Linked DNA regions of Mus musculus: all the other regions are linked to region 2. A link is a loop called in an ENCODE intact Hi-C map of the cell type or tissue named here. Cell type or tissue: left cerebral cortex. All regions are shown on one strand.

Region 1 (2,500 bases), 130 kb after region 2:
AGTTGTTAGCTGCTGTGTAGGTACTGAGAACCTGAGTCCTTTCTGAAAGAGCAGGGAACGCTCTTAACTAACCACTGTGCCATCTCTCCAGCCCACGAGTATGTAGGTTCACTGCAAATCCTGTCATTTTAACAGAAAAGATCTGGACACCTGTGGTTTTAGTCTCCATCAAGCAAAGGGGCCAGAATCTGTCTTCCTCAGATCCCAAAGGAGGAGGGAATGTTCGGGTGTCGAGGGACCAGGAGTGAGGGTTTTATAGGTGCTATTGTTGCTTCAGATGAGCTACAACAGACTCTTTAACTGTTAATTTTTACAGTAATATGCAGGTGGCTAAATCATGATTCTAGTGCCGAAAATGTTTTTAACTGCTTGTCATAGGCTGAGCCTCGTGCCAGGCACTGGGGGGGGGGGGGGTTAACCTCTGCAAATGAAGAGTTGCTTCTTGCCAGGTTTGTGGAGCATAGCATATGAGTGAGCTCCAGGTTCGTGGTAGTAGATCCTTGAGGCTTGCATTCACGTCGGTGTGAGTTGGTTTTTGTTGCTTAGGGGACATTGGGACACTTATGTGTCTGGAGTATGTGATAACTGGAGTTCTGAAGAGGAAAGTCTGCAAAGACGACACCAGGCTTGTAAATCTGTCCTTCCAGTGTGTAATGTTTGCTTGGGAACTGGCTGACGTATGTGTACTTGGCATTTTTATTTTTTATTTTAGTTTTTCTCTCTCTCTTTTTTTTTTTTTTTTTTTTTTTTTTTGAGGGCAAAGCTGCTATTTTTACCCCCCCTAGTAGTGTTCTGATGACTCCTTGAGAATGTGGTTGCTATAGGAAGCACCAGCTGTTTCTTCCCTGGGTCCACGTCTTAGGCATATTTTTGTCCCCAATTTCTGGCATTATGCCCGCCTGGCATTTAGTAGGTCTTTGGCAAATATTTGCTGAATTACGTTTGCCGGATGGAAAGGCTTGCTGGGTGTGTGGCTCCTTCTCTGTGACAAACCCCTTGCCTCTCCAAGAAGGAGATTCTTAGCTTCTCAGCAGGAGCACTGTGAGTCACACTTGGCCTGGCTGACTCAGCATGGTCCCAGAGTCTCTAGCCCATTCAGAGCAGCCAGTTATCCTGGAGCCACTGAGGATTCTCAGAGTGAAGATGGGTATTGCACACACAGGTTAATATAGAGATGTGCACTGGAAAACACTAGCTCATTGAGCAGAATGGAAAAAAATGTAGCATGAATATAATAATTAGGTTGGGGCTCTGGGCAACCCCAAGCCTTGCTCTGGGGGTTGGGGTGGGGTGGCGAGTACTCTTTGTTTCCCTCACACTGCCTCTCCTCTGCCTTCATTATAGAGTCACTGAGAAGTGACTTAAGGTGAACTGTGAAAGGAGAAGTGCACTTGTGTGATAGATGTGGGAGTGGGTGTGGGAAGGTTGTTCCAGGCATTAAAAAAAAAAATTCCATCAAAGAGGCTTGGCTGGCTTTCCATTTCCAGTAATTGCTGACAGTTTTTATTGTTTAACGTTTTTTTCAAAGTGTCCTCAGCACCTCAGGATGTTCAAAACTCGAGCGTTTTCATGGGAGCGGTTCTGCCAGATGATAAGAGATGAGTTCTGTGATCAGCAGCAGAAGTGGAGTTGGCAGTCCCAGTGTTGATGGGAATTTAAATATACAGGAGTCAAAAAAATTCAGTTCAAGTTCAACGGTGAATGCGCCCCAGTCCCTTAGGGTACACGGCAGTAGCTCGTTCTGAATTGGTGGCAGATTGTGTTGAGTTTAAGCCCTTGTTTTTGCAGTCTTTCTGTCAAGGTCAACATGTGAATGGTGACTTTCAGCTTTCTTGGTTCTTGTAGTCTTACCCACTGCTTACACTGCTAAAGTGTTTGTGGATCAAGGGTCACGATTGTCATAAAAATAAAGACTCTGCCCTGCTCAAGCTGTGGTGCGGGATCTATATGACGTGAAGACAGGTCTCTGCCGGAGTATGACTTCATACTGACACAAAACAGTGGCTTCTACATTTGGATGATATATAAACGCCATGGACTCTACCCTTCTGTCTGACTTTAAACTATTTGGTGATATAAAAGCAACCAGATTGCTGTGCGGCCACGACCACCACCATCTCCCGATCCGTGATGGCTGATGCGTATGCCAGCTTGATGAGATCTAGACTCACAGGGGAGATGGGCTTAATGTATGCCTGTGGGGGTATTACCTCCATTAGGCTAATCAAACAGAGAAGGCCTTTCCACTGTGGGTGGCACCATTCCCTAGGCTAGGAACTTGAATGTCTACAAATAGGACAATAAGTTGAGTTCAAGCATTTATCGCTCTCTGCTTCCTTACTGTGGATCTATATGACCAGCTACTTCAAGCTTTTGCTGTCAGGAATCCCCTACTGTGATAGATTGTACCTTGAACTATGACCAGGATAAGCCTTCTCTCCCATAAGTTGCATATGTCAGTGTGTTTTATCAAATTGACAGGAAAAGAAAGTAAGACAAG
Region 2 (2,500 bases):
AAATACTTGGGGAAGGTTGGGAAATTGCTGAAGAGTAGTAAGGGCGGAAAAAAAAAAAAAGAAGCCAGTCGGAAGCTGGTTATATAATGCGCTATGTGGCTAACAAGAAAGGCAAGCTATTTTTATTTTGTTTACCGTATGTTGTGCAGTAGGAACTCCTCCAAACTGGTTCTGTCCCCGAAGAGGTTTCTTAGTTTGTCAGAGAGAGAGCCACAGGATACAATTAGTAAAATTAGAAGACCCCACACCACCTACAGAATAAAAAGTAATGCTTTAGAGTTCTCACCTCACATTCTGCCTGGTATGCAGGGGAATGTGTGTATGCCCTATGTTTCCCTGTAGCAACCTAGTAGTGTCATCTCAGTGACATTTCTGTTTTATAATGCGAGCTCTTCTTAATATTTAAACAGCACTGCTATAGATCGTAGGCAACAAGGTAGTTACATGCTGGGTATTTTTAGGCGCAGCTGGTTACTTTTTTGCAATAGTGTTTGCTAAACCGTGTCCAGCTTTATGAAGAGCCCTGCCATTCCTAGAAGCCTGGGTTAAGCCTACCCTCTGGTTTACTGATGGTGGGTGGGTAGCTAAGACAGTTTGATAGCCGAGGGTTTTTATTTTTATTTTATTTTTGAATGAAGCTTATGCCAGGGGAAGCTAGAGGTAGCCACCAGAGAGAAGAAAAAACATGCGCAAGAACTCTTGGAAAGGGATTGCACCATAACAGCTTAGCTGTGGCATTTAATCTCCTCTGATTGTCCTCTAACTGGCCACGCATCAGTCAATATTTTAGCAGCTTTGCAAATAAATTGGCTTGAACGCCACCTTCCACATAAAGCTGAGGCTGAGAAGCCTCCTGCCTGTCTGCCTCTCTCATCATAGATACTGTCTGTGGTGTTAGTTTTCTGTACACTTACTCCAGCCCTGATCACTCATGTAATTAGATCAGGTTGCCATGGCTACAGACAGTGTTCCTTGGCCCATTCAGGTGGGTTTGCCTGAACTACTCCAAGTGTTTTATGCACAGTATTTGAGCTGCCCCGAACCGGGAGGGGAGAGACTTCACTGTTTCAATTGCTGTCTTCTTTCAGTCAGGAGACACTGAATGGGGCTTCGAGCTACTTAGCTTTTCTAAAGGGAAACCAACACGCTGTTCCTACTGGGGACAGTATGTAAATGCATCTCCCCAGATAGAGAAAGGAGCCTCACAATCCTGCTGGTGTTCATTGTGAGCAGATCAACAAGTATTTGATACTTGCTAGAAACCTTTCAGAGCTGACTAAAGCAACATTTTCTTTTTCAGTCTAGAGCCTTTGGCCTGGTAGGCACTTAACCCTTTCAAGTGTGAGAGGACAGCACACCCATGCTTTATAATAGAAATTGCTGACAGTGTTGGCTGGCTTTCTAGATGGTTTACATTATGAAAAGGAGATGACTTATCTGGCAAGCCTATCTCCACTGTTACAGTTTTAAACTTTACAGTCTACATTATAAAAAAAAAAAAAAGGATACTGACAGTAGGCAGGCATTGTGAATATTATCTTCCTTAATTTGGATCTGTTGCTCCTGATCTTTGATATCTTCAGAAGTAATTGAATATATATATATTGCAGCTAAGTGAGAGATGATACAAGCCATTCTATTGCTTGGAGCTTTACACAGTAAACAGTTTGTATGATACTACGGGTATAATTTAATGAACGTCTAGAGAGCTGCACTCTAGCACTTACGTTGGGCACCACCTTAAGCCTACTAAGGACAGAAAGATTATATTATAACTGAAAAGATAACAGAAAAGTAGCCCAACATTGCTCAGACAGTCCAAATGAAGGGGAATGTTTTAGGAACTTTGAATGTGACATGATTTAGTTGTGACCCTGCCAGTCAGTTTACAGTTTTAAAGCCATGTAGCTAAATCGGTTAAAATAGAAGAGAGAAAGACATATAAAGAGACACTCACCCCCCCACACACAAATCTCTCACCTCTCCAGTGCCAAGACTGAGAAAGTTGTGCAGTTTTCTTCCCAGGGGGTTTCTCAGTTTCCCCTGGTTACTGAGTTTATGTGGTGGGCACATTACTGTGGCCTGGTCCAGTAAAAAAAAGTATCACTGGTCCAGTGAAAAAAAGTATCACTGTGGTTAAAACGAGCTATTATTTCTGAGAGGCGAGTTCATGTGAAACCAGGATCTAAAATAAGAGGACAGAAATTTTAAGTTTTATCCACACCTTGGAGGGCCTCGATTCTATTCTGCGACAGACAGAGAAACGGCTTGACTTGCAGTTAGACGTGGGCCTGTGCCTTTCAGTGTACAAATGAGCTCTTGCCAAAATAAATACGAGAAGTGTCTGTACTTGATGGAGAACTGGAAAAGGCATCGTGTCCCTTCCCCCAGCCCCCATTTCGTTTTAAGAGGGCTTGGCAAGCAGTGGTATTTTGTTAGAAATAGCATAAAGAGACTTCAGGCCTCCCAGTTAGTTGCCTTTGAGAGAAAGATTAGAGAA
Region 3 (2,500 bases), 90 kb after region 2:
GGCCTGCGCTCAACCGTGCTTGTGTCAGTAATGTTAACGCATCTCTCTGATGCTAACCCAGGCTGCCTGGTTGGAGATAGGTTTGGTGATGTTAACATACCACAGTGCCAGAAGTTCCTTGCACCCCAACTTAAATTCATAAAATTCATTCTACCTTCCCTGGGAACTCTTTTAAAATAATTTTAATATTATACTTTATTCACTTATTTAATGTTAGTTAGTGTGTGTGTGTGTGTGTGTAGGTCAGAGGATAATTTTTGTGTGAGGCAGTTCTCTCCTTCCCTCCTGCGGGCATTTGAGGGTCCATGTCTTTGGTCACAGCAGCCAGCGTCTTCAGCCACTGGCTGAGTCCTGAGAGAGCTTTATTCCTGCCTCTTGCACGCTCATGCATGTGATAAAAGTTGACTGCCTCAAATATCACTCTTTTCCTTTTAACTGTAAATTATCTGAAGAGATGAAAGAAGGGAGAATCTGTAACGAGTGCCTTTGATTTGTGACCTTGGCCCTTAGTTCTCCGGAGTCACAAACCTTCTTTTAAGACTTTGTTTCAGTAGAGGAAAAACCTCCAAGCAAACCTGTGGTTATCATCGTTGCCTTGATCAACATGGCCACGGTTGACTGCGGGTTAATCTCCGGAGGGTGAAACACAGTTGCTGTCTTGAAAGGCCATTGGTTATTTCGAGTCACCAAGGATGTGGGCAGACATTCCTGGAAGAACATTCTGCATAGTCACCAGTCTTGGTAACTCCGGCCGTCAAGACCCATCTCAACTCTGGTCAGAGGTAGCTCTCCCCTGGACCCATCTTGTGCCTGTCTACTTCACACCCAGCCTTGGACACTGCAGTTTTGCTTTAAGATCTCGGTAAAAACAGGAGCTAAGGTTTCTAGTATCTTCTTTCCTGCTATGTCATTTTGAAATTGAAACCGAAAGCCAGGAGAGAATTCAGAGCTGCTCAAAGCAGGCTTGTTAGCATCTTCAAGTCGTTTTTCTTGGAGAGACCTCATTGAGAAAATTATCTGTTTCTTTAGTAGCTTTGACTTCCAAGTGCAGGATGGCAGCCGCTTCCCAGGATCAGATTCTAGGACATCTGCCTGTAACCAGAGCCAGGCTTCCAGCCCGTGCGCTGCTTCGGGGTCTGCGTTGCACTGAACCTTTTGACTGAAGGAGTTTTATTAATGACATCAAGGCAAAAAAAAAAAAAAAAGTTGTACTGAGTTATAACATTAACTCTCGGGAAGTGTAAACGACCTCTGACCCTCCCCTAGCCCATGTCAGCAGCCTAGATAGAGAATACCTTTATGGGTTGAGCTGAGGGTTGCTACAGAAAAACTGTGTTTCCGTTGCCTGTGGCTGGGAGTAAGTTTAGTGGGGCCTTTATAAAAAAAAAAAAAAAAAAAAAAAGTCTGTGGTTGAATTTTTGACTTAAAGCTGTTTTGAAATGCCAAACAGCCTGAATTCTTGGGAAACTCATTTGAATGAGACCAGCTGTAACTTAAGAGTGTATATATGTATCCCTACTGTGAAGATCTGAAATAGCCCCAAATTTGAAGCTTTTAGAACGGCAACCTGCCGCAGTAGAAAAATCCCAATGAAGCCTGTTTTGTGAAGAAAATTACTTAAAATGTTATATAAGATGACATTCGGCAGGATAGGTGCGCTACAAGTTGTATATGAATACAGGCTTGCTTTTGCGCTCAGATCATATCCACCAGGTACTCAATTAATTTATATGTAAGTATTTTTAAATCTTAAAAACTCTGAAACCTGGATCACTTGTAGTCCCAAGCATTTCCTACTCAGGGTGGTCAGCCATTCTATCCCCACCGAAGCCTTCTTTCAGGGTGAGAAACCGTCTGAAGATTTGGTGCACATCTTAGACTCATGGGTCTCAACCAAGGCATCTGAAGACCATTTTTGATGGTCACCATTGGGGACAAGGGGTAACCAAATTTGACTCTGGCACCAAATAGAGACCAGAGGTCTGCTGAACACCTACCTGCCAGTTTAAAGTTTAGGGCCACCAAATTATCTGGTCCTGAATGCCACTAAGTCTGGAGTTAAGAGCCCTCCTTTCAACTTTTTCCCTGCCCTCATTTCCAGTTTGTTTTAGTGGAAGATAAACTACAGTCCTAGGAGAGAGTGGAGAAGAATTGCATCATGGCGCATGTTTTTCTTTTGCTTCAATCTGATTGTAATTATACCCTGGTTCTTCTGTCTTGATATAAGAAAGCATATAGCTTGTTTCTGATTTTATAGCACCCCACTTTAGACTTTTAAAGAGAACTTGGACTTTCAAATCATTGGAATTCAAAACAAAACAAAACACTACAACACTTGTAAAAGTTGCACTGTGTTTTATATTTTGGTACCAACATGAGATTTGGGGGACAAACAAGAAAGGAAAGGTTGTTGTAGTTAAACAGCTATCTGTTTGTGTGTCTACTTAAAAAGGGTGACGTTAACATGGCTGACCTCCACTGTCAACTGGACGTACCTGGG

Evidence for each region. Peaks named below come from ENCODE experiments on the same cell type or tissue, not always from the same donor. Only the 100,000 strongest peaks of a DNase experiment are listed, where the experiment ranks them.
Region 1: it touches region 2 in a loop (2.3-fold over the local background); 9 of 42 quality-filtered maps call a loop at or near these places.
Region 3: it touches region 2 in a loop (2.0-fold over the local background); 10 of 42 quality-filtered maps call a loop at or near these places.

Annotation. Positions count from the first base shown.
Region 1 is chr13:45,826,279-45,828,778 of GRCm38, reverse strand. The region is part of intron 3 of Atxn1 (ataxin 1); the gene reads left to right. Among named protein-coding and RNA genes, the nearest start is that of Atxn1, 140 kb to the left of the region's middle. In left cerebral cortex, no CTCF peak of the experiment used is centred here; DNase peaks (open chromatin) are centred at 998 and 1,393; H3K27ac peaks cover 467 bases.
Region 2 is chr13:45,960,618-45,963,117 of GRCm38, reverse strand. All of the region lies in intron 1 of Atxn1 (ataxin 1), which reads left to right. Among named protein-coding and RNA genes, the nearest start is that of Atxn1, 3.1 kb to the left of the region's middle. In left cerebral cortex, a CTCF peak has its summit at 1,178; DNase peaks (open chromatin) are centred at 214, 1,017, 1,102 and 2,393; H3K4me3 peaks cover 2,497 bases; H3K27ac peaks cover 1,001 bases.
Region 3 is chr13:45,870,542-45,873,041 of GRCm38, reverse strand. All of the region lies in intron 2 of Atxn1 (ataxin 1), which reads left to right. Among named protein-coding and RNA genes, the nearest start is that of Atxn1, 93 kb to the left of the region's middle. In left cerebral cortex, no CTCF peak of the experiment used is centred here; DNase peaks (open chromatin) are centred at 800 and 1,533; H3K4me3 peaks cover 752 bases; H3K27ac peaks cover 787 bases.